2 separate regions of the Mus musculus genome follow, and region 2 is linked to region 1. Evidence: chromatin loops called from intact Hi-C (ENCODE). Cell type or tissue: heart. All regions are shown on one strand. Links, peaks and the distances in the headings refer to the core of each region. The heading gives the core; the rest is flanking DNA.

Region 1 (12,756 bases), core at 3,272-11,271:
TCCGAAGGGAAGCTCTGGGGCCTTCCTCTTCATCATGAGCCACACTGCCTACGTAAGAGTCAGACAGGCTTCGGGGCCTCCTGATGATGACAGGCCTGTCATTTACTTTTGAACTAAATGCCAGCGCTGCACATCTAATCCCCTGAGTGATTTCAACCAGCTTGCTAGGAACCCTAGTTGCCTGAGTTGTTATATTAATGTCTCAAGTTCCAGTGACTAATTGGCAGGGGATCAACTTTCTAAGAAGCCTAGCCAACCGACCTGTCCAGAAATGATCATGTTTTAATTTGATGCTTGCTTTTTTTTTTTTTTTTTTAAACTATAGTAAGACAAATTGCCTCCCAAGGCAAAACGCCTTTTGATATACTTCCTGGGTCTTTACTCTGGGCTTGGTGGAGCGGCCTACCCGAGGTTAATCCAATGGACTGATGAGGAATCCAAAGCAGTTGCTAGGCAGCCATGCCTTGGCAGCTCCTGAATAGAGAGAGCATGTCTACGGTTGAGGGGTTCAAAGGAAAGAGAAGCTGGGAGGTAGATGGACATCATTGTTGCTTACCCAACATGGTTGATGTCCGTGGTCTGCTACCCAGCGCGATGCTTACACACACATGTTCTGTGTAGCAGACGCTTTGAAATGACTGTCGACTCTTAACTACCTTGCGGAAGTGGGATGAGTCACTTTAGAAAATCTCGAGTCTTTCTTCTCTCCTCTGCCTCGGTCTCGTCAGTTAGATGTGAAGGTCATGGTGACATTTTTAGTTCATTAATTTTAATTCTAAAATACGAGATTTGGAGGCTTGCTCCTGGGGTGGGGGTGGGGGCTGGGTGGTAACTAGCAGCTGTGAAGTGGTACTAGTAATCCCCATCGCTACTTGAATGGATGGGTAGAATTATTTAATTGATCGTTTAATTAATTATTTGAGTCCACTCAAAACTACTCCTATTAGCCAGGTTCAACTTACAGCTTTAGTCATTCATTATTCCCTGTGGCCAATTCAAAACCCAGAAATGGCTATGTTTGAAGAGCTCGGGGAGTCTATACTTCCCAGACCTGACAGTTGGTTTAAATAGGTCATTGACAGTACAATGTGATAGCTAAAGATAAAATAAAAATAAAATAAAACTGGGAGGTGGGGATGCTACAGCACTTGGGAGGCAGAGGCAGGTGGATCTCCATGAGTTCGAGGTCCACTTGGTCTGCAGAGTGAGTTCTAGGACAGCCAGGGCTACACGGAGAAATCCTGTCTTGAAAAACCTAAAATAAAATCAAAAGAAAAGCAGGGTTATTAAACAGAAAGCTGCCAGTGTTGATATATGTACAACAATGGCTGCCTTGTCTCTGGTAAGAAGTGGTAACTGTGACCATTGTGCTCATCATGGGAAACATGGTGTGGGGGGGGGTTAAAACATGGACCTGTGAGTGCTCTGCTCGCTTAGATTTATAAAGTCACTTCGTAATAACAACTGTGTAAAATGTCCATGCCATGACAGGGTTTGCTGGAAGATAGGCCCACTTGAGTTGGTTTCCTAATATTTTAAAGATCTGCGATAGCACCCTCGTGTCTTTCCCAGGTAAATCAGGCAGCTGCATGCTACACAGGCAAGTCCCTTGTGTGTTGTGTTAGTCTTGGCTGGTATAGATTGCACACGTGCCCAGACCCAGCTGAAAGTACCTTTAGTGCTCGGCTGAACCATTCACTTCGCAGCAGATTCTCAGACCTCAAATGTCTGTCACCTTCTAATGAGGCCAGACTCAATCAGGAGCCCACATTGGGAATCACGAAGCCACTAGCAGCATATTCCATATACCAATCAGCATAGCAACACACAGTGCTGCATCTCCCAGCAGGTTCCCGAGTGACTCCAAAGTGCTGTGCAATATGAAGGACTCCATAATGCGACATGAATAATCACCAGTTTGAATCTGGGTCACCTCAGCCCATGACTCAAAGATCAAACGCCACCCAATGGTAATGGGAGTGTGAGAAAGTACTGCAGAGACACCCCGTGTTTCTTAATGACACCTTTATGCCTCTTCGGTGCTGTTAAGGGCAGGATGGAAATCAAGCCACCGAGCCCTTGGTCTGGAGGCTAGCCCTTCAGGGTATAGCTGGCACACTTTCGTGGGGACTCTTGAGGGAAGTCACAGCAGCTTCTGTTGATCTAGCTTCTTAAGGCCCTTTCATCTTTTTCTGACCATGGGATCACTTCAGAGTAGTGATGTCTACTTTGCATATCCTCTTTCCTTTTTCCTGTAAAAGGAGAAAGACACTATATTCACATGTGCATGTTAGCCTTTAATATTCAACTTTGTCATGCTTATTTCAATTTGGGGGCATGGTTTCCTTGCAAGATGCCTTTATTGAATGATCGCATTGGGCCAGGCATGGGGTAAGGCTCTAAGAACACAAACACAAGAATAGTCCAATCGTGAAAGAATTAACTGTTGGTAGAGGAGGAAAAGGGCACTAGAAATGAAATATGAGTGTATATATGTATTTATATACATGTATATAAAGGGGAAGCGGCAGGCTGTTCCGTGTGATTTGTGATGGAAAGCATCAGGAAGTGAAAGAAGGTAGTCCTGAGCCTAAAGAATGAAGAATTGGAGACTGAGTCGTTCTAGACACAAGGCAGAGTGTACAGAAACCAGGAGAGAAGCGTGAAGTTCCTGAGCCGCAAGTGTACGTGGATCGAGCATTGGCTTTGCTGTTCGTTAAGGGTTTGTTGCCCGTTTACCAATGCTCAGTTCCAATCAGCAATAAGAGATGTGTTTGACAGCCTTCCCTCCAAGCTTGTCTTTCTCACGTGTGGGGGCCTTAAGCTTTGGCATAGGAGACTCCTCTTACAGGCTGAGAACAGCTGACCCTGACGCCGGGTATGCACACACGTGTCCTTTCTTCATTGCATCAGGACACGTCAGACCCTTCAGGCTCACTGAGACTTGAAGGTCCACTTGAGCAAAGATGTAGGCTGTGCTTCTGAGACGCTTGTGTTAGCTTCTGGTAGAGATTCTGTGGACAGGAAACGCCCGAGTGTCATCCAGTAGCCTCAGATGGTGACTTACTCCGTTGCCTTCTCTGTTTTGTTTCACGAAAACTTTTTTAATAATAAGATAAAAGCTTACAGATGTAAATAGTAAGGAGTAGCCACATAGGAGATTAGCAGACTCACTTCTGTCTGCTTCTCTTCCGCCTTTTGAGGCAGTGTCTCACTATGTAGCCTTGTCTGGCCTGGAACTCACTAAGTAGACCAGGCTAGCTGAGTAGACTCTCAGAGATCCACCTGCCGCTGCCTCCTGAGTACTGGGATTAAACGGGGTACACCACCGTGCCCAGGTCTTCATTTGTTGATATTTCTTGAATTCCTTTTCAAAAAAAAACCTATAATTTAGCAAAATGAAATGTTTTTTTTAAAGCTATAATTCAGCTTTTAGAATAACAATATAAACTACTATCCTTTCATCTAAAAGGAAATCCTATTCATTTGTCCTGTTTAGAAAGGTAAACTATCCTCTTACGGCTATAGTCCTTTAAGGTGGAAAGATTATAATTTTTGATTTAACATTCTAGGATCTCTTCTCTTCTAGTAGCTACTGATCATGTTTCCAGGCAGTCTGGCGTGTGATAAATATTTTGTAGCATATGTGGCTGAACATGCCAATTTCAAGGAGTTTTACGAGCTTTAATTAATTTTCTCAGCATCCAGATGCTCTTGATTTATTGATGGGAAATCCACAGACAGTGGGGCTCAGACTCGTTGCTTGAATTCATCTAGTAAAGGCGGTTTCAGACGTTGACGGCACGGTAGGGGGAGCTAAACACTCGATGCTAACACCAGACTACCCGGAGCCCAACATGGTTTCCTTACTGGGAGGCAGGAAAGTTGTTCTGCCTCAGGCTGCCTGTTAACCCAAAAGAAACCCTCTTGTGGGATGTTAGTCAAATTTGCATTTCAGATAACAATGGTTTTAGTGCACATGTGCCCTGATCGAGTGTTGCCTACAAACTACTCGCTGTTTATGTCAAGTTTACTTACCTGTTCTGAATTTCATGTGGCAACTCCAAGATGGCGGCTGCAGCCGCCTTCCCAGCTTCCTTGTCTCCTAGAGAGGGGAGGTTCCTGGTTCCTTAAACATATGTGAAGGCCACAGAGGGCATCTGTTTGGACAAAGACTGAGAAAGACTGAGCCCCACCCTGCTGGTTCCTGAGACCCTTCCTGACAGTGTTCCTGTGACTGCACATAACTGCACATGATACTTTCAGGCTTCTTGCTTTCCCTTCCTTTCTTCTCTGATCAAACCCGTCAGTGCTCTGTCCTTGTCAGCAGTGTCCTTACTGTCACCCCCATGTGGAAGCTAACTTAGATGTTGCCTCCTTGGAGGGAGCAGAGCTGGTGATGATATATACCCATGAGTGGGCTTGCCTGCCCCGAGCAAAGGAAGAGAGATGTGAATGGGAGCTATGGGAATGGTTCTACTGTGACCATGACGGGGCTAGGGGTCGGGGGTGGGGAGGAGGGAGAGGCACCCTTGTCCTTTGCTCTAGAAGGCAAAGGCCTTCAGAGGCCCTGGCTTGCTCTCGATGGTCAGTGAAGCATGTCTGCTTTCCTGCTGCCGTATCTAAAAGCAGATTTGGGAAAGTCGTTCTCATTTTTTTTCTCTAGCCAGCTACTCCAGGGAGTATTCGTATTTGTTCAGCCATTCAGTTCCTCAGAGCGAGCGAGTATGGAGTGATTTTCAGTCAGATGTTTGTTTAGGAGGAAATAACTCCTTAGCACCAAGGGGACTCCCTGATTAGCTGATTAAAAAAAATAAATTAAAAAAAAATATATATATATATATTAAAAATAAAGAAGAAACTGGGGTCTTTCTCCTGGGATTAAGTCGGCCTCCGTGCTGCTTTTGGTTTTGCTGTTCTGCACAGGTGACTAGGCAGCTGGGAAAGATTTTGTATTTGCAAAATGTTGTCGTGGTTTAATCTTTGATGGATACATTGATAGGGTGCGATTTAATTTTTTTAGGTTTTCTTTTTAAGTGCTATAAGTTGTGTTGCTGTAAAACATGTAAAGGAAATAATTGAGATTTATTTTTTATCTGCTTTCGATGTATTATTTCTTTGCAGCGCTGGGAATCAAACTCAGGGCCTTGTGCTTGCTATGCAAGGACTCTCCCACCCAGATGCCACGCCCCAGAGAGCTATCTTCAGCAGTTGTAGACATCAGTGTACTAACTAGGTAGAGATCTTTGAGGGAGGAGATCTTTTGTTTTGTTGTTTTTGAGACAGGGTCTCTCACTGTGTAACCCTGGCTGGCCTGGAACTTACTATATAGAACAATCAGGCTTCAAACTCACAGAAATCCTCCTGCCTCTGCCTCCTGAAAGCTGGGATTAAAAGCGTGCACCACCACACCCCGTGTGACCTTTTTTTGTTTGTTTTCAGTTTACAAATGTTTATGCATCTTCCTAACTTAGTTTTTAAGTGAAACCTGTTCAAGTTGTTCGCAGTTAAAACGTGTATCTTGTTCTTGGTTTACCTACCACAAAGTTGTTGCGATAGTCCGCCATGTCACATGACCAGGTCTTGCGTAGGAGGAACCGGAAAAAGAAGCTGAGGTCCTTCCTTCCGGGCTTTGCTGTGTGGCAGGACAGCCTTCAAGGCTTTGCTGTGTGGCAGGACAGCCTTCAAGGCTTTGCTGTGTGGCAGGACAGCGCTTAGCTCCCAGGCGCTCTGGGGAGGGGAATGACAGGGAATGACGGACCTCCCTCAGCACGTGAGTGTTGTGATGTCCAAGGAGGACTGAGAGCCATCAGGCTGAATGTTTTCATCAGTACCTAAGGGCTCAGGACATGTGAGATGCTGGTAGGAATCATAACACGATACAGCAAAAAGCAAATCCAAGCTCCCAGCTGGTGATGTGGATCTTGACGCGGTTGAACCCAAAGCCTTTAACCAGCGAAGTCACCTACTGCTTCCAAGGAGGCAAGTGCGAGGACTGGCTGCAGACCGGTGCCAGTGTCTGGCCAGCGTTTGGTTTCCTACGATCGAGCATAGACTCGGACAACTGTTTAACAAGTGGGTAATGGCTTCCCTTCTAGTTTCAAGGAATTTATTTTCAATCAACTATGTAATATAAGCTACACGGGCATTCTTCTTTTTCCTCCTTCTGTTGTCTTTTAGCTTTTATGTATTCTCTTAGAGGAGAAAATAACCTGTAATTTTATTCTTCAAATACCTCCTTCAGAAAATAGCTTTTATCATGCTTGGAATGCCGCTCAGTGGGAGAGTGCTTCCTGGGGTTGCTTTTTGTTTTAGCTTGAGGACCACCCCAATCTATGACACAATATGGAGGGGGCCAAAATACTTGAACTTTCTCCTCACCCTGATATTACATAGGAATGCTGCAGAAGGGGGCCACGTGTTGCTCTGCCAACCAGATGAAAGTAGAATTTGGGGGAGGGGGCGATTTGGGAGAGGGGAATCTGTGTGATAAAGTCTAGGATCCTAGAAGGTCTCATACTTGCTAAGACAACTTTTAGGGTCAAAATGAAATCCACCCAACTATTTCCTATTAAATTAAACTGCAGACGGGGGCTGGAGAGATAGCTCAGGGCTTAAGAGCACTGAGTGATCTACCAGATGTCTTGAGTTCAGTTCCCAGCAACCACATAGTGGCTCACAACCATCTGTAATGGGATCTAGTGCCCTCTTCTGGTTGTGTCTAAAGACAGCAACCATGTATCACATACATTAAATAAATTAAAAAGTAAATAAATTTTTTTAAATTAAACTTTATTATTATTGATATCGATATATAAACAGTGACAAAGTAGTCTCCTAGATTAAAAAAAAGTAATAATTTGAACACTGAATAAACGTAAAGGGCCTTTCTTGAGGATTTACATAATTATGAATAAGCCGGATGCTTTAGAAAGGCAGGAGAGCTGCACCCAGTCAGCAAATCACAGCCCACAAGCTGTGGAAGTCAGAGATGTGTCTTGTCTGCCGAGCTGCCATATGGGATTTATTTAAAACCGAGGCCAAAGCTCCTTAACTCCTTAGGACTCCTGTGAATTTTATCACGAAGTCACTTCATGACCCATTTGGAAAACAGTCATTTAAGCACGGACCCAGACAGCTTTATAACAATGCATAGTAAAACATAGGTCATGAGTGAGTTGAGAAACAGGACCAGACTACCGGCACCAGCAGGGTTAGTCAGGTAGGTGGACACAGCCACCCAGGTGTCTCCGCACCAGGCCAGTGCAACGGCTAATGAGCTCATGAACCTGAGACCAGCTTCCTATTAGCCTGGTGCCACCAGATACCACGCTGGGACATTGATTGCGATTGATTCTCAGAAGGAATGCCCTGGGACATGCGGTGCCCGTGACGCCCTCCACCTATCCCTGCTTTCAGAATCTGCTCTTCAGCTTCCAGGCATACCTGCCAGCAGACTTGGCAACTATCATATCCCTCAACTTCAACATGAAGAGCTGTGTCCCCATGATTGATCCATCTATCCCAGGGACTATGTCACCACAAAGGAGTTAATTTGTCTTGTTTGAAGGGGAGGTTTAATTGCACAGGTCGGTTTAAAAAAAATGTTAAATGCCTGCTTTTGATTTTTCGTCTGTGTCTTGCTTTTTCTCCAAGACCTCAGAACAGTGCAATCAATTTCCTTAATCAGCACAGCTGGGCCATAAGTGTGCTAGAGACTGTGATCTAAAACCTGAGTTAATGAATCCAGTGACAAATAGACTGTCCTTAACGTGACTGCTTTGCAAAACTCCTCCCTCAGCCAACAGGAGGAAAATAAGCACTAGGGGGCACTGTTGAGCTAGAAACGACCTCTTCCGAACCAAGCACACCCAGAAGTGCTGGCTTTTTACCAAGGAACTTGGCTTCATTTAAAACTGCAAACCTAGGCGCACTAAGAGGTTTGGAAATTTTGTTGTTAGAGTTAAAGATGATCCCTAATTAACACTCTTATGTTGTCTCTTGCTGAACTCACTTTGTACCTGAACTGTTTTAATGTCTCATATAATGTTGCTTTTGAAAAGGGCTAGCAGACAGCTCTTCTAGACATTAAAAGCTAAGACAAAATGGTGGAAAAAGTATGCACCGCCTAAGAAGCAAAAGTACAGAGAGAAAGTAGTATGAAAAAATACACAGGGTACATTCAAGTGAAAGGAGACGGTCCGAAAGGTTCTTTTGGGGGGAAATATGAATATGAATATATATGAAAATGTGAATATGTACTATTGGGTTTTTTTCCTTTCTTGTTTTATTTACTGCTAAAATAATATACTGGGGGTAGGGATGCTAGACATATAATTACACTCTTGGGAGTTTGGAGTGAGGAGTTTAATGTCATCCTAAGCTACATAGCAAGCTTTAAGATAGCCTGGGCTACACAAAACAAAAAACATGGCTCGGGAGATAGTTCATTTGGTAAAATATAGGCACGAGGACCGGATTTGCCCCCCTCCCCAAACCCATGCTTTAAAAAACTTGAGTTGGTGACAAAAACTTGTAGTTTTTCCCTAGGTGGGGATGTGGAGACAGGCAGAATCTCTGGGACTCAAGGACTAGCCAGGCTAGTCTACCTGGAAAACTCCCAGCTAGTGAAGGACACTGTCAGAAAACAAGAGGGCTGGTCCCTGAGGCAGAACACTCAGGCCTTTGCAGTGTGCGCGTACACAAACATACACAAGCACACACACACAAGCATATTCTCTCTCTCACACACACACATGTACACCACACGCACACACACATACATGTGCTTGCACACGGATGCATACAGACACATACACAACCACATACATATACTCATACTTGCACACAGATGCATATACACACACTGGCGCACAGATGCATACACACATGCACACACACTCACAAACAGACTCACACACACTCACACTTTCTCACACATACGTGCACCATATGTATACACACACGCACACATGCATATACACACAAAGACATTCGCACACACATGCATAGATACACACACACATAGATGACACACGCACACCCACACACACACACATGCTGCTTATCTTTCCTGGCCCACACAGAGGCCTGAAGAGGAGCAGTTGTTTCCCATGATCCCTCCTTACTGCCCCATCCCCAAACTACGCACTCTAGAGAAGCATTTAGCTCAGTCTCTGCGGTCGTGTGACCCCTGCCCCAGACCTTGCCTTCCCTACAGCCACACCCTTGTATTGCTCCAAGGTGGGATTAACTAGCTTAAAGAAGGTCTGTGCTTCAAGGTCCAGGCTCAGGGCTCTCTCCATGAGAAGTGTTCCACAGGAGGAAGTATAATATAATAACATACAGCCAGGCAGTGGTGGCGCACACCTTTAATCCCAGCACTTGGGCAGCAGAGGCAGGCGGATTTCTGAGTTCGAGGCCAGCCTGATCTACGGAGTGTGTTCCAGGACAGCCAGGGCTATACAGAGAAACCCTGTCTCGAAAAACAAAACAAAACAAAACAAAATAATAATAATAATAGTAATAATAACATACAATGTTTGTATTGCTGTCTGACTGTGTTGACTTGGTGTTTGTGAATAAAGATTGATTAATTAGTTTTTGAGACAGGGTTTCTCAGTGTGATCCTGGTTGTCCTGGAACTCACTCTGTAGACCAGGCTGGCCTCCAACTCAGAAATCTTCCTGCCTCTGCCTCCTGAGTGCTGGGATTCGAGGCATGCAGTACCACCACCATCACCATCACCGCGCCGCCACCTCCACCACCACCACCCCAGGGTGGTGAATAATGGTTTTAAATGTAGTTAACTCTTTTATAGTCTTTGTGTGCTTCCAGTTGTCTATTGTTAGTGTCCTCGCCCAATTACGAATATAAGTTAATCATGCAAATTAAATGTAAGTTAATCCTATGTGTGATAATTGAATTATTGCTGTCTGTTACTGGCACAGTTGAACCCTGCACACCGTTACACAATAGTAAATGTGTCCTTTTCATTTTGTTTATGTTCCACTAGAAACTTTGGGATACAAATAATTGAGACACCCTCCCGCTGTCTTCCAAATACACGTTTGTCTAGTGGGAAAGTCTGCCTGAAGCTTAGGAAGTGTTAAGTATTTGTAGGTTGTAAAATATGACCCCCAAGAAAGAACTCAATAGTGGTTAGAAAGGGATGTTTAATCGTGGAAATGATATGACTGACAAGGCAATTTTTCTTAGTGTCATTTCACTTTAGACATCGTTAGACCATATTTAGTGGTGCATGTCTTTCATCTCAGCATTCAGGAGGCAGAGGCAGGTGGATCTCTGTGAATGTGAGGCCAGCCTGGTCTATCTATGGAATTTCTGGCCAGCCTGGGTTACATAGGGAGACCCTGGCTATCATCAAAAGAGGAGGGGAGGGTGGAGCAGGAGACTGCTAATTGTTTGGGGTGACCAGCATCAAACATTTGTGCCGCCCTAGTTAATAATCATTAATAGCACCTCTGAAATCCTTTTTTAAAAAAAATGTCCTGGCTCCCGTAACGTTTGGGTTCTTCTCCGTCTGCTAAATATCAAGCAATTGTCCAGCCTTCTCTGTGTCCATTTATCCTGCAAATAAATGTGAAAACAAATCGGACCCAAAAAACAAACAGACACAAACCACCTGCAGCCCGTACACAGACGGAGAAGAAATGTCCCTCTTGCGCCTCTGGCCTTACTTGCCTGAGGCAAGTTTCGGCTGTGGCTGCCAGTTAGCTGCAGTTTCCGAAATCACGGAATTTTCCTGGTTATAGTTTAAATATTTTTATTTAACCTGCTAAGACTTTAGTACAAACTGTCTCTGTCGGCCATCCAATGTTTCCGGCCAGTGATTTCTCTCAAGTCATGTTGCCAACTTTCTTCCACCTGCATATAATTTTCTCTTTTCTTACGGTAATTAAGATATTAAGGCCAGTCTTCCTAATGTCTTCTCCATACTAGAAAGTAATATTTACATTTTATTTATTCCCGTCAGTCTTTCCCATGCGCTGGCAGTTCTCTGTGTGTTTGCTCCTGAAACCTCACATCTTTCTTTTCTTTACTTTTTTTTTAAGATTTTTTTTTAATGTATTTTATGTATGTGAGTACACTGTCGCTCTCTTTAGAAACACCAGAAGAAGGCACTGGATCCCATTACAGATGGTTGTGAGCCACCATGTGGTTGCTGGGAATTGAACTCAGAACCTCTGGAAGGGCAGCCAGTGCACTAAACCACTGAGCCATCTCTCCAGCCTGCATCTTTGTTTTCTTATACTGACTCATTCATGGGTCTGTTTCTCACGAATGGCTAGTTCTAATTCTTATTTTATTTTACAGATTTGTCTATTTTTATGTGTATGAGTGTTTGTCTGAATTCACAGGTACCACGAGTGTGCCTGGTGTCCACTGAGGTCACAAGAGCGTATTGGATTCCTTGGGACTGGAGTGACAGATGGTTGTGAGCTGTCATGTGGGTGCTGGGAACCAAACCCAGGTCCTCTGGAAGAGCAGCCAATGCTCTTATGCACTGAACCATCCAGCCCCTGAATCTTTGTTTGTTTGTTTGTTTTTGTTGTTGTTTGTTTTATTTTTGAGACAGGGTCTCACTGGATAGACCAGGCTGGCCTTGTACCCACAGAGAAACACCTGCTTCTTGCTTCCTGAGTGTGGCATTAGAGATGCATACCACCAAGTTACAAACCCTAATTCTTGTCTGTAAGCTCTAATCCAGAATTGCTTTCTTTCAGAATTCACCATTCTTAATGTTTTATCAACCAATTCCAAGTACTTCGTAATCTTTTAAAAACTTTTTGTAGTATAGATAGATGGATGGATGGATGGATAGATAGAGCATTGACATTTTATTGACCTCAAATTGAATTCTTTCTCTCTTCACATGGTCTCCAGGGAGTTTTCCCTCTCTGTCTTAGTCTTTCCCTCTTTCATATTACTGTATTAACATATGCATGTGCCTTAATTTTTTTCTTAACCTCTTGATTTGCAAATGAGTTATATTTTCCCCAGTGTACCTTTAGAGGCTACATTGACCGTGCATCACTGTGGTTTGATTATTTTTTAAGACAGGTAGACCCACGTTCAGTAGGCCCAAGTTGTCCTAAAACTTGAGGTTCCCCTGCTTCGAGTTCTCAAAGGAGGGATTATGGGTAATTAAGAAGTACCTTATGACTAAATAATATCATGGCTTTTGATTGACATGGCTTTTCATAAGTACTGTATACAAGTGCACCATGGATATCGCTGCACTTAAGAACTCAGTCATTGGTACTCAAAATGTCCTGAATGGAAAGTCTCACAGATCTCATTTATACTCTAATAAGTTTCTCTTAAGAATCGGCAGCATGTATTTTACCCCATCTTTAAAAAACGTGTTACCTTCTAAACCTAAGGTTTAGAAGTTTAAAACAAAATGCTTCATTAATTCTTAGGCAGAGTAGAGTTAACCTCCTGCAGACGGCTACAAAAGTCATAAGTTAAACAGAGTAGGGGAAAAAAAAAAAAAACAAAATAAGTATTCAGGAGAAAAACCTGGGTAAAGGGAGCATTCTGTGGGACAAAGGTCAGAGAAGTGACTGGGTGTGGAAAAGTCCGGTTCTTACGGGAAACGCCTGGCCACTGTTACTTCTATTGTGGGCACTTTAAATGGATCTTTTACTAACAATACATACAACTCAAGGAAAGGGGGAATGGATTAGTGCTGGATATGTGGTCCACCTCAGCAGGTGACAGTTGGTTATT
Region 2 (12,756 bases), core at 3,152-11,151, 210 kb after region 1:
GGGTCTCTTTATTCAAGCTCGAGCTTGGGCCACACCACCGTCCCTGATGCAGGAGAATGGGAGGAGGCCCTCAGTTTCAGGTAAGCATTTACAGAGGCAAGAAGAGGGTATCTAGACTGGCACACATCTGATTGGGGAAACATTACGGCCTTAAGCATAATTGGCTGGTGCTGGGAACCAGACCATAAACGTAACTTCTGTTCTCCTCCTGATTGGTGGTTGTTAGGAAGTGAAGTGACAGGGGCGGGCTTGTAACTTGGAGGTGCAGATTTGTTGGGGAATAACCTGGAAACTGGTGCTAGGTGCCAGTTTGTTAGTTAACTCAAGTTCAACCTTAGGTCTAGGATGGAGTCTGGACCTAAAAGGTTTGGTCTCCCATTCTCCCCTTTCACTGGTAACTAGAAAGCCCAACCATGGGGATCCCTGGAGCTGGAAGGCTTCGTTGTCTAGGTTTTGGAGAAACTGTTGGTGACTCTTTATAACCGTAAGCTGAATAGTCTCAAGTCTCTCTCGTGTTTAGTAAGGCCCTTTCGAACCTTGGCCATTTATCTTTTGGGTATCTCTGAGTGGCTTTGAGGGCTGTACTATTACTGTATGTATGTAGGCCCCTTCTGTTTTGCACTGTCTCTGCCATGGAGCCTAGAGACTTTGGGAGGTGGGAAACCATATCTCATAATATAACCAGTATTACTCAGTTAATTTCAGCCTGGCAAAACAATATCCCTCATAGAATCAGCCCAGTGCCTTTGAAGGCAGGCAACAACCAACCCACAAGGATTTCTATTGGGATGTGCGCACATATTCATGACAGCAAATTCTGATATTAATTAGCACTTTATTGGTTTATGTACTTACATTATCGTAGATTACATTTGCTATTTTCTTGAGCATCACAGGAAACTCTTGCTCTTGTATTATACAGTCTGTGCTCATTTGCGTTTAGAATTTCCATATTGTATTCTCTTCATTCCTTCTTCTACTTGAGAACTTGTTATTGTGTGTGTGTGTGGTGTGTGTGTGTGTGTGTGTGTGTGTGTGTATGTGTGTGTTGCGCACATTCGAGCACACTTTCTGGAGTTGGTTCTCTCCTTTCACAGTGTGGGTTCCTGAATATAACTTATCAGACTATAAGTGCCTATATGAGCTGAGCCATTTCATAAAACCCTATTTCCTGAGAATGTCTATCTAGAATAATTTCCTTTCCTTTCCTTTCCTCTCCTTTCCTTTCCTTTCCTTTCCTTTCCTTTCCTTTCCTTTCCTTTCCTTTTCTTTTCTTTTTCTTTTCTTTTTCCTATTTTTTGTATAGAGGACACTATTTGGTATTTTTATAACAGGAACTTAAAAACTGTTTTTTGCTGGGCGTGGTAGCACATGCCTCTAATCCCAGCACTCAGGAGGCAGAGGTAGGCAGATCTCTGAGTTCGAGGCCAGCCTGGTAAGGCCAGAGTGAGTTCCAGGACAGCCAGGGCTACACAGAGAAACCCTGTCTTGAAAAACCAAAAAACAAAAACAAAAAACAAAAAACCTGTTTTTTACTAAGAATCACTGACTTCTCGCTTGGGCCTGCAAGCTAAAACCCTCTTCTTCTTCTTTTTTTTTTTTTTTTTTTTTTTTTTTTGAGGTTGGAGGGGTGGTTGTTTTGGTTTTTTTTTGTTTGTTTGTTTGTTTTTTCGAGTAAAACCAGTTTCTTGTCCTTCATTTTGTTTCTGTCTACCGTGTTTTGAGTTTGTTCCTCCTAACGTTTCCTGTAGGCATGCTATTTTAGATCATTTAGTTAAAGACTAATTAATCCTTCCTTCACCCAAACCTGTTTTCGTTACTGTTCTATTGCCATGAAGAGACACCATGACCAAGGCAACTCATAAAAGAAAGAGTTTAACTGGGGGCTTGCTTACAGTTTCCGGCAGTGAGTCCATGATCACAGTGGTGGAAAGCATGGCAGCTAGCAGGCAGGCATGGCGCGGGAGCAGTAGCTGAGAGCTATAGCCTGATTCAGAAGTTACAGGCAAAAGGGGGCAAAGGGCCGGGGGTGGGGGGAGGAGGAGGAGGAGAGAGAGAGAGAGAGAGAGAGACAGAGATAGACAGAGACAGAGAGAGACAGAGAGACGTGTGTGGCATGGGCTATTTATTTATTTATTTATTTATTTATTTATTGAGACAGGGTTTCTCTGTGCCTTGACTGTCCAAGAACTCAATCTGTAGATCAGGCCGGCCTTGAACGAGGGAAATCCACCTCCCTCTGTCTCCCAAGTGCTGGGATTAAAAGCATGCGCCACCATACCCAGGGTGGCATGGGCTTTTGAAACCTCATAGTCTAACCTCCAGTGACACACCTCCTCCCACAAAGCCACGCCTCCTAATTTCCCCCAAACGGTTGTACTGAACTGATGGTGATTAAACATGGAAACATATGAGCCCATGGAAGCCAGTCTTGTTCAAACCACTACACCTCCCCAAATGCAAATGTGTATGTCTAGAGCCCAAGCTGGGAACAAAGCAATATCAAAGACATGACTATCAGGCCATCAAGATGGCTCAGTGTAGGTAAAGGCACTTGCTACTAAGCCAAAAAACCTGAGTTCAACCCCTAGGTGTGGTTGGTAGACAGAGAAAACGGACTCCCAGAGGTTGTCTTCTGACTCCCCCCCCCCCCCCCCCCCCCCGAGACAGGGTTTCTCTGTGTAACCCTGGCTGTCCTGGAGCTCACTTTGTAGACCAGGCTGGCCTCGAACTCAGAAATCCGCCTGCCTCTGCCTCCAGAGTGCTGGGATTAAAGGCGAGCGCCACCACGCCCGGCTTAGTCTTCTGACTTTTTGTATATGTCCTGTGGTATATGCAACCTCATGTGTATGTAGGCAAGCACAAACGCACAGACAACTTTGTAAAAAAAAAAAAAAAAAAAACCAACAAAACAAACAAACAAACAAAAAAAAACCCAAAAAACCAAAAACCCTTAAAAGAGGGGCTGGAGGGGCTGGAGGGGCTGGAGAGCTGGCTCTGAAGTCCTGAGTTCAATTCCCAGCAACCACATGGTGGCTCACAACCATCTGAAATGGGATCCGATGCCCTCTTCTGGTGTGTCTGAAGAGAGCAATAGTATACTCATATACATAAAATAAATAAATCTTTTTTTTTTAAAGATTCAGCAATTAAGAACACTGGCTGCTCTATGAAGACTGGGTTTGACTCCCAGTATCCACACATTTTTACCTCTAGTTTCAGGGAACCAGCTGGCCTCTTGGCCTCTGTGAACACTAGCCACGCATGTGGTACACAGATACCCATGTAGACAAAACACTCAGACACATAAATTGAAACTGAAAGATATGAATTTTCTTCTTCTTTTTGAAAAAACCTGTGAATGTCTGCTTTGGTTCTTAAAGAATTTAATTTTGGGTATCTCGGTATACTTAGAAATATTTTCCATGGTAACAGTTCTTTCCAGTCAAGTCCTGAGGCCGTGATCTGGGGAGGATGGAGACCTCTGACTCATCCATCCTTCGATGGCCACACCCACAGCACGTTTTTAGAAGCTTCCTGTTAAGCACCCTTGAGCCCCTCTTTATTTATTTATTCATTCATTCATTCATTCATTATATGTAAGTACACTGTAGCTGTCTTCAGACAATCCAGAAGAGGGTGTCAGATCTCGTTACAGATGGCTGTGAGCCACCATGTGGTTGCTGGGATTTGAACTCAGGACCTTAGGAAGAGCAGTCAGTGCTCTTAACCTCTGAGCCATCTCTCCATCCCCTCCTTGAGACCCTCTTAACCTCAATCACTCTTCTGAGTGGGCCTATGGACCCTGGCACCAATGGTGCCAATATTGGTGGTGCATTTACACAGCTCTAAGTCTACTGACTCACCCAGCTCCTTCTACACATCTAGGCTGTGCCAGCTACCTCTATTTTCAAGCATGAGGACAGGAACCAGAATGGCACACCCTCCCGCCCCCCATGAGAGTGCTGAACCCCCGATTTAAAGGGCCAGGAGCCTAGATGGATGGAAGCAGAGAAAGGACATGACTGGGAAACGCAGGCATCTCTGCTCTGCCTCCTGGTTGGGATGGCTCTGCTCTGCCACATTGTCTGCCACATTGTCGCCACCACTGAAGAGACTGAGCTGAAACATTTTAACCCCTTTGTTTTTTCTTCTTGTTTCTTTTGGGGATGGAGATCAAGCTGTCATCTCCCTTTTAAGGTCAGTGTTTTCAGGGGTGTTGAGACGGTGACAAAACATACAACTGATAAGCATATGGAGGGAGGCCATATGCTAATGGCCTCCCTGGAAAAAAAAAGAAGAAAAAAAAAGAAAAAGAAAAAGGTCTGTTTACTCACTTTTCTATAACTACATGATAAGTCCTTAGTGCCACAGGAATTTGGCTTGCTTTGGTTAAAGGTGCTTGTGGCTTTGACCCAAGAACACATTCTAAACGTTTTACCCCCCTCTCTGGATTTTACATGAGGGGATTGGCGGGAGCTCTGTTGTTTCTCCATGGGAAGGCACACGGTTGCTCTGTGATGACTGCTCTGTGATGACTGCTTGGTAAAAGGCCAGTGGGAAGGTATCCAGAAGGACAGCGTCAATCCTTAGGAGATGGAGCAGTGATTCCTGCTTACAAGGTTACGGAAAGGCATGACCGATAGATCCCTTACTGGATGGTCTCAAAATTGATGGGGATACGGAGGTAAAGAGGAAGGAACTTGGAGAAGTCAGCTACTTCTGAGCACCTAAGCAAGCCAAGACACTGAGGAGAGGGAGAGTTCAAAATTTACTTAGGGCCTAGATACATAGGGCCTAGACACATAGGGCCTGGAGAGACAGGGCCTGGAGAGACAGGGGCTGGAGAGACTGGGGCTGGAGAGACTGGGGCTGGAGAGACTGGGGCTGGAGAGAGAGGGCCTGGAGAGAGAGGGCCTGGAGAGATAGGGGCTGGAGAGACTGGGGCTGGAGAGAGAGGGCCTGGAGAGAGAGGGCCTGGAGAGACAGGGGCTGGAGAGACTGGGGCTGGAGAGACAGGACCTGGAGAGACAGGGGCTGGAGAGAGAGGGCCTGGAGAGAGAGGGTCTAAAGAGATAGGGTCTGAAGAGATAGGGCCTGGAGAGACAGGGTCTGGAGAGATAGGGCCTGGAGAGACAGGGTCTGAAGACATAGGGCCTAGAGAGATAGGGACTGGAGAGACAGGGCCTGGAGAGACAGGGGCTGGAGAGACAGGACCTGGAGAGACAGGGGCTGGAGAGACTGGGGCTGGAGAGACAGGACCTGGAGAGATAGGGCCTGGAGAGACAGGGCCTGGAGAGATAGGGCCTAGAGAGACAGGGCCTAGAGAGACAGGGCCTGGAGAGACAGGGCCTGGAGACATATGGCCTGGAGAGATAGGGATTGGAGAGATAGGGTCTAAAGAGATAGGGCCTGGAGAGACTGGGCCTGGAGAGACAGGGCCTGGAGAGACAGGGCCTGGAGAGACATAGGGTCTGGAGAGACAGGGCCTGGAGAGATAGGGCCTGGAGAGACAGGGCCTGGAGACATATGGCCTGGAGAGATAGGGATTGGAGAGATAGGGTCTAAAGAGATAGGGCCTGGAGAGACTGGGCCTGGAGAGACAGGGCCTGGAGAGACAGGGCCTGGAGAGACATAGGGTCTGGAGAGACAGGGCCTGGAGAGACAGGGCCTGGAGAGACAGGGCCTGGAGAGACAGGGTCTGGAGAGACAGGGCCTGGAGAGACAGGGCCTGGAAAGACAGGGCCTGGAGAGATAGGGCCTGGAGAGATACGGTCTAAAGGTCATCAGTAGAGAGTTCATTAGAGAGTCTGAATGTTCTGAATTTCTGTATAAATAAAGACGGCTCAAAATATTCCAAGGCCACTCACTTGAACAACGGGAAGTGGTCAGAGCCTTCTTTTCGATGACACTACATCTCTTCTGGGCTACTAAACACACGGACAAGGGCTCCAGCAGGGTAGAAGTAAAAGACACAGCTAAGCATTGTTTTGTCCTGTTTTGTCCGGTTAGGCATGTAGTTCCCCAGTGCCATCACAGACCACAGGCCCAACACCAAATTCAAATATCTTGACTAGAGGGGCTGGAGAGGTGGCTTAGAGGTTAAGAGCACTGGCCTCTCTTCCAGAGGTCCTGAGTTCAAGTCTCAGCAATCACAGGGTGGTTCATAGACATCTATAATGAGATCTGGTGCCCTCTTCTGGCCTGCAGGCAGAATGCTGTATACATAAGAAATGTATCAATAATAATAATAAAAAAAGAAGGCAACAAATATCCCGACTAAATATCATTAGTGACAGCATAGTACTCCATTACTGTAATTTTTGTTTGCTTGTTTTTGTTTTTTTTTTGTTTTTTGTTTTTTTCGAGACAGGGTTTCTCTGTGTAGCCCTGGCTGTCCTGGATCTCACTCTGTAGACCAGGCTGGCCTTGAACTCAGAAATCTGCCTGCCTCTGCCTCCCAAGTGCTGGGATTAAAGGCATGCGTCACCACACCCAGCTCATTACTGTAATTTTAACAAAGTATAGGAACAAAGGTTTCTGTTATGTGCTCTTCTGTGTTTCTTTCTTTTTCTTAAAAAATAAAGATTTATTTATTTTATGTGTTCATACACTGTAACTGTCTTCAGACACACCAGAAGAGGGCATTGGATCCCATTACAGATGGTTGTGAGCCACCATGTGGCTGCTGGGAATTGAACTCAGGACCTTTGGAAGAGCAGTCAGTGCTGTTAACCTCTGAGCCATCTCTCCAGCCACCCTGTGTTTCCTTTGATTTAATCCTCACATTGTTTCTCAAATGTAACAATCCATCAGTAATTTTAAAAAGTAGAATATACTTTGGTGGTTTGCATATGCTTGGCACATGGGAAGTGGTATTATTAAGAGGTGTGATGGAATAGTTGTGGCCCTGTTGGAGGAAGTGTGTCACTGTGAGGGTGGACTTTGAGGGATCCTAGCGCTCAAGGTCTGCCCAGTGTGGAAGGGACAGTCTCCTTCTGCCTGCCTCGGGAGCCAAGATATAGAGCTCTCATCTCCTTCTCCTGCACCATTTCTGCCTGGACACTGCCATGCCTCCTGCCATGATGAAAATGGATTGAACCTCTGCAACTGTAAGCCAGCCCCCATTACATACTGTCCTTTGTAAATGTTGCCTTGGTCATGGTGTCTCTTCACAGCAGTAATACCCTAATAACACTAAATACTAAATACCAGCAGTCATGAAAGAGTTAAAATATTAAACAGTCATGTGTAGCATGCATATATATATAATATATATATATATATTTCTTTGAGTCTGGTGCAAATAATTTTAGCTGAAACAAAACTGAAAATCATGCCGGGAGTGGTGGCGCATGCCTTAGATCCTAGCACTCTGGAGGCAGAGGCAGGAGGATTTCTGAGTTCGAGGCCAGCCTGGTCTACAAAGTGAGTTCCAGGACAGCCAGGGCTATACAGAGAAACCATGTCTCGAAAAACAAAAACAACAAAAAAAAAAAAAACCAAAACAAAACAAACACCCAGACACATGGAAGATCATTACTTACTTGAGGGAATATATTAAGACTTTTATTTCCTGGGTTTTAATCTCTAACAGTCGGACTGTCGTTCCACATTTATTTTTTGTGAAATAACTCCAAATTAGCATTTGTTCCCTTGAATTTGTTTGGTACATGAAGCACTTTCTCCCACGAAGACTCTGTATTCATACCGTAAAGGTTAGGATCACTGACTGCTCTTCCGAAGGTCCTGAGTTCAAATCCCAGCAACCACATGGTGGCTCACAGCCATCTGTAATGACATCTGACGCCCTCTTCTGAGGACAGCTACAGTGTACTTATATATAATAATAAATAAATCTTTTAAAAATGAGGGAAATGTTTGTATTCTATTCATCTGCATCACATCTATGCATCTGCATCTTCCTTACTTGAAGGTTGTAATCCAAAACTGTTGGGAAACTTCAACTAAACAGCCCACAGTTGAGACCATTTCAGTAGCAGAGGTCACAGGGCGGACAGAACTGGCTCCCCCTGTTTTAATGGCTCTCTCAGTCTTGTCCTGTGTGATGGATGTAAGCCTTTACAGATTGTTAGACAAGAGCTAAGCTAAGCAGGCCACGAGTTGGAGCCAGGTAGAGAGGATGGCGTGAGCAGGTCAGCAAATTCTTGGGAAAGAAAGCAAAAGCAGAAACAGAGATTGGCAAAGAACAGAGCCCTACCGTCCAATGACAACGAAAACTAATCAAGATGGGTAGAAAAGAGTCCTGAGGAAAATTCAGGTTAAATCAGCTTGAACTAAAAGAATCAAACAAAAAAAGACCTTCGTAGAATCCAGTAAAGATATGCTACATAGTCTGTAGTCTGATTTCCAGTGAACTCAAAGTTATGCTACACCAAACCCACTGTGTGTGGGCGCGCGCGCGCGTCTGTGCACGGGCTAGGGGACGAGGCATGTGTGAAAATGCACAGCCTGGCTCATGCTAGAAAATGCTTTGCCACTGACTCACATCTCTACCCTCAAACCTGACTTTTGATAGACGTTAACATGAGATTCTGTGGTCAGATACTTTGATTTTCTTCTTTAATACTTCCACCATCCTGGTTGTATCTTGAATACACTCAGGTGTTTGCACAAATGTGTGGTTTAGCATTCTGCCTCGCCGCTGGGGTGTAAGAACTCCGCTGGAACTCAGAGGCGCTAGATTGCATTTATCTTATGCCTGCTGTCCGGTGCTGGGCTCAAGGAAAGCGCCGATACACCCACCTATCAGGGGAATGGGAAGACACAGCCTAAGATGTGGGAAGTCGAAGCTGGGGTTCCCTGACTCCTGAGTGTCCAGTCGCCACTGCAAACTGCGAAGAGGAGTCGGATCGGAGGGTCAGGGGATCCATGGGTCTTTGATGAGGACCCTGGGGCTGAGGGCTCCCAAACTTCTGGACATCCAGTCGCTGCTGAGGAGGGCCTAGGTAAGGGAGAACACCAGCTTAGCTCATCTGCGACTGTCCTTAGTTTAGCAGCGGTTGTCTGGGAGCTCAGAGGGGCTTCAGCAGGAGACAGGCTGTGCGGCGCTGTAGACCAAAGCTTTCTCCGTGCTCTCCGCGGCAGTTCTAGGTGAGAGACAGTCTTTAGTTCCAAACTGTTTATTGATTGTTCATCATGGAAAATGGGTGCATACCATCTCCTTAATGTGGACCAGAGATTAAATACGTTTTGCAGGAAAGAATGTCTGGGCAGGCAGTCTTATTGGCTAAACCCTCAGGGCTTCTAGAAAGCGCAACAGCATGGATAACTCTGTTCTGATCTACGTGGTGGTCTCGTTTCTATGTAGGGAGCCCGGTCACTGACAGGGGTCTGGTTGGAAGCAGGCGAAGCAGCTACTGTTCTCTCAGGTTTCTACACTTCCAACCCACTCGACCTTACCAAGTTTCCTGGCATGGTCCACTGCCCTACACAAGTGCTGAGCCAGAAAGCGCGAGAGTGTGTGTAAATCTGTCTCTACTGTCAGGGAACAGCTCAGGGCACATGATCTGCCCGAGATAAATCAGCAGAGCCTCATTTGTCTCTTATGAACAGCAGGAATTGGTTTATTCACAAAGGCTCGGCCAATGGCTCTTCCTTCCTTCCTTTCTCTCTCTCTCTCTCTCTCTCTCTCTCTCTCTCAAGGGTTTATTTATTTATTTTATGTATGTGAGTACATAAAACAGATGGTTGTGAGCCTTCATGTGGTTGTTGGGAACTGAATTTTTAGGACCTCTGCTCACTCCGGTCAACTCAGCTTGCTCAGTCCCTGATTGCTCTGGCCCAAAGATTTATTTATTATTTACATAAGTACACTATAGCTGACTTCAGATGCACCAGAAGAGGGCGTCAGATCCCATTACGGATGGTTGTGAGGCACCATGTGGTTGCTGGGATTTGAACTCAGGACCTTCAGAAGAGCAGTCAGTGATTTTACCCGCTCAGCCATCTCACCAGCCCCCAATGGCTGTTTCTAAATATAGGATAACATTTATCACCTTTCTTAGGACCAGTGGGATTTCCAGCTTTGACTTCAGCAAAGCTTAGCCCTACCGTCAACTCTTTCTCTCTACACCGGGACCTCACAGCTAGCTTTATCTGGGAACGACTCATGAATCACCTGTATTTGCTTATTTGCTTTCTCATGTGTCTGTATTCACATATATCAGGGCTAATGAAGACCTCCTAAGAGTGTTCTCAATGACAGAGTTGCAAATACTGTTTGCCTTGTTAGTCAGGACTAATGAGCTCACTTGCAGAAAGGGCTGGCAGTGGGTTTTAGTTTTGTTGCTTTTGCTAGGACAGGGATTGATTAGCTAATGACAGGCCCTTTAAGAAACATCACTAAGGCATCAATTTAGATAATATCCCCATCTTAATTAACTTGCGTAGGAATAAAAGACAGGTTATGTGTATGCCAAGAGTTAACAATCTCACATGATCTAACCATAAAGAGTTACATGTTGGAAATTGGTTCTAATGCTTTGATTCAACTGGGAATCTGCGTGCCCGAATGCTAAAGGTCTTTGTCTCCAATTGGTTTTTGATCAGTCAATAAAGATGTCAATGGCCAATGGCCCATGACCCTTAGATTTTAGAGCAGAATCACCATGACTGGGAAAGAAGGATGGGGCACAGTATTGACAGGATAGAAAGCCAACCAGCCAGGTGAGAACTCGGGTGGGTGGCCACTGGCCACTTCCCTGATTGGGCCTGGGGCATCCGGGGAAGGTATAGGAGTGCCCAGCCATTGAAGTAGCCAAGGCATTCTAAAAGTAAGCTAATGAATGTGTATCTTTTCATTCATGGATCCGAAGATAGCTCCCGGGCGGGTGTGCGTGTGCATTCCTCCAGGATCCGAAACAGCGCAGCAAAAACTCCCTGCTATCGTCATAACATTGAGTGTAAGAACCAATGGCATTTTTGAAATGTCTATTTTATGATTATATAAAATTTCACACATCTCTTTGAGAATGCAATGAAATAGGAGTAGGAAAATAAAGCTTGGGAAAAATGGGATTCATAAGAAAGCCACTTATACTTTATACAGCTTTAAGTGCTAGAGTACTGACTTGCAAATAGGCTAGTTTCATACACTCCATACATAAAGTTCATACAGATATTATGTTTTGCTCCTGTATAATTATGTAGTCCAATAATCTAAAAGATATTCATTTGAAAGTCTTCTAGCACTATAGCCAAGAAACAGGGTGTGCATGTGTGTGTGTGTGTGTGCGCGCGCGCGCGTACACGCTCGCGTGTATGGGTGTCCATGGATGCATGTGAAGGCCGTTGTGACAAATAAATAAGAAGTGTAATATTGGTGGTAATGACAACAAACTTTACCCAGAAGACACTTGTCCTTCAGGTTTTCAGTCACTTCCTGTTTTCCCTATGCGTGACAAGAGGGTAGAAAGCAATGCTCTAGGGAGGCAGGCAGGGGGTAACATGTGAGACATTAGTGTGAAGGGACAGAGGAGGTGGCTCAGTTGGTTAAGCACTTGCCACCTGAACAGTACGACTTGAGTCTGAATTCCTAGAACCTGGTAAAGCTGGATATGGAAGTCTTTGGTCCCAGTGCTCCTATGGTGAGATGAGGGATGGAGATGGGAGAATCCCCGAAATTTCCTGGATTGGGTGGCCTGGTATAGACTGACAGGAAAGAGACCCTGTCTCAAACAAGGTAGAAGGCAGAGGACCAACAACACCCAAAGCCATCTTCTGGCCTCTACATATTCACTGTGGCACCAACACTCTCTCTCTTTCTCTCTCTCTCTCTCTCTCTCTCTCATGTGCATGTATGCGTACATGTGTGTATACACACACACTTACATGCACACACACTTACATGTGCACATACCACAAACACACACACACACACCATACATACATCACATGCATACAGACACACCACACACATACACACAATCACATACACACACACCATACACTTACATATACACACACACATGAACACACACCACACACACTTACATATACACACATACCACACACACACCATACACATATCACATACATACATACACACCACACATATACACACACATCACATACACTCACTACACACACATGCTTACACATACACCACACACAAACAACCCTTCACACATTTGCACACATAACATATCCACACCCCCATCCCCTCTCACACACATCACATACATGCACACACATACAGACACAGAAACACACACATCCCACACACCCACAAATGCATACACATCCCACTCACCCCCACCCTACATATCACATAAATTAAAAAATAAAATCTTTAAAAAACAGTCTTGCTCACATCCGGCTTCCCATCTCTTGTTTGGTTGGTTCATTCTGATGGAAGCCAGCTGCATCTTGAGTCGCTCGAGAAAGAGGCCCACATGGCACACGGCTATTGGAGACTTCTAGACAACAGCCTCTAAGGAACTGCCAAAAGAGGTCAGTGCTTTCAGGCATCCTCTGAGATGATGTCTGCACCAATACCAAAGTTGTGGTCTCGTGATACGCCAAGCTAGGATGCTCAGCTCATGTCTGCCCTGATGCTTGACCCATGATCAGGTCAGTGACCTTTGGCTGTAAAGCTTTACTGTAATTTATAATACAGCAAAGGAAAATCAACACAGAATTATAAAACAGATTTATGACTTAAGAAAAGATTTGGGGAAGTACTTTTGCTTTTTATGGGTCAGAGAAACCTGTTTTATATACTGAAGAAAGTAA

Evidence for each region. A loop is a pair of places that touch in the nucleus more often than their neighbours do. Peaks named below come from ENCODE experiments on the same cell type or tissue, not always from the same donor. Only the 100,000 strongest peaks of a DNase experiment are listed, where the experiment ranks them.
Region 2: a loop joins it to region 1, with 2.8 times the contacts of the local background. A loop is called at or near these places in 3 of 42 quality-filtered maps.

What each region holds. Positions count from the first base shown.
Region 1 is chr15:93,571,124-93,583,879 of GRCm38, reverse strand. The region is part of intron 1 of Prickle1 (prickle planar cell polarity protein 1); the gene reads left to right. Among named protein-coding and RNA genes, the nearest start is that of Prickle1, 18 kb to the left of the region's middle. In heart, for the core only: CTCF peaks have their summits at 3,811, 6,709 (motif pointing left) and 7,816 (motif pointing right); a DNase peak (open chromatin) is centred at 7,829.
Region 2 is chr15:93,365,492-93,378,247 of GRCm38, reverse strand. No RefSeq gene overlaps it. Among named protein-coding and RNA genes, the nearest start is that of Zcrb1, 26 kb to the left of the region's middle. In heart, for the core only: a CTCF peak has its summit at 6,202 (motif pointing left); no DNase peak of the experiment used is centred there; H3K27ac peaks cover 464 bases.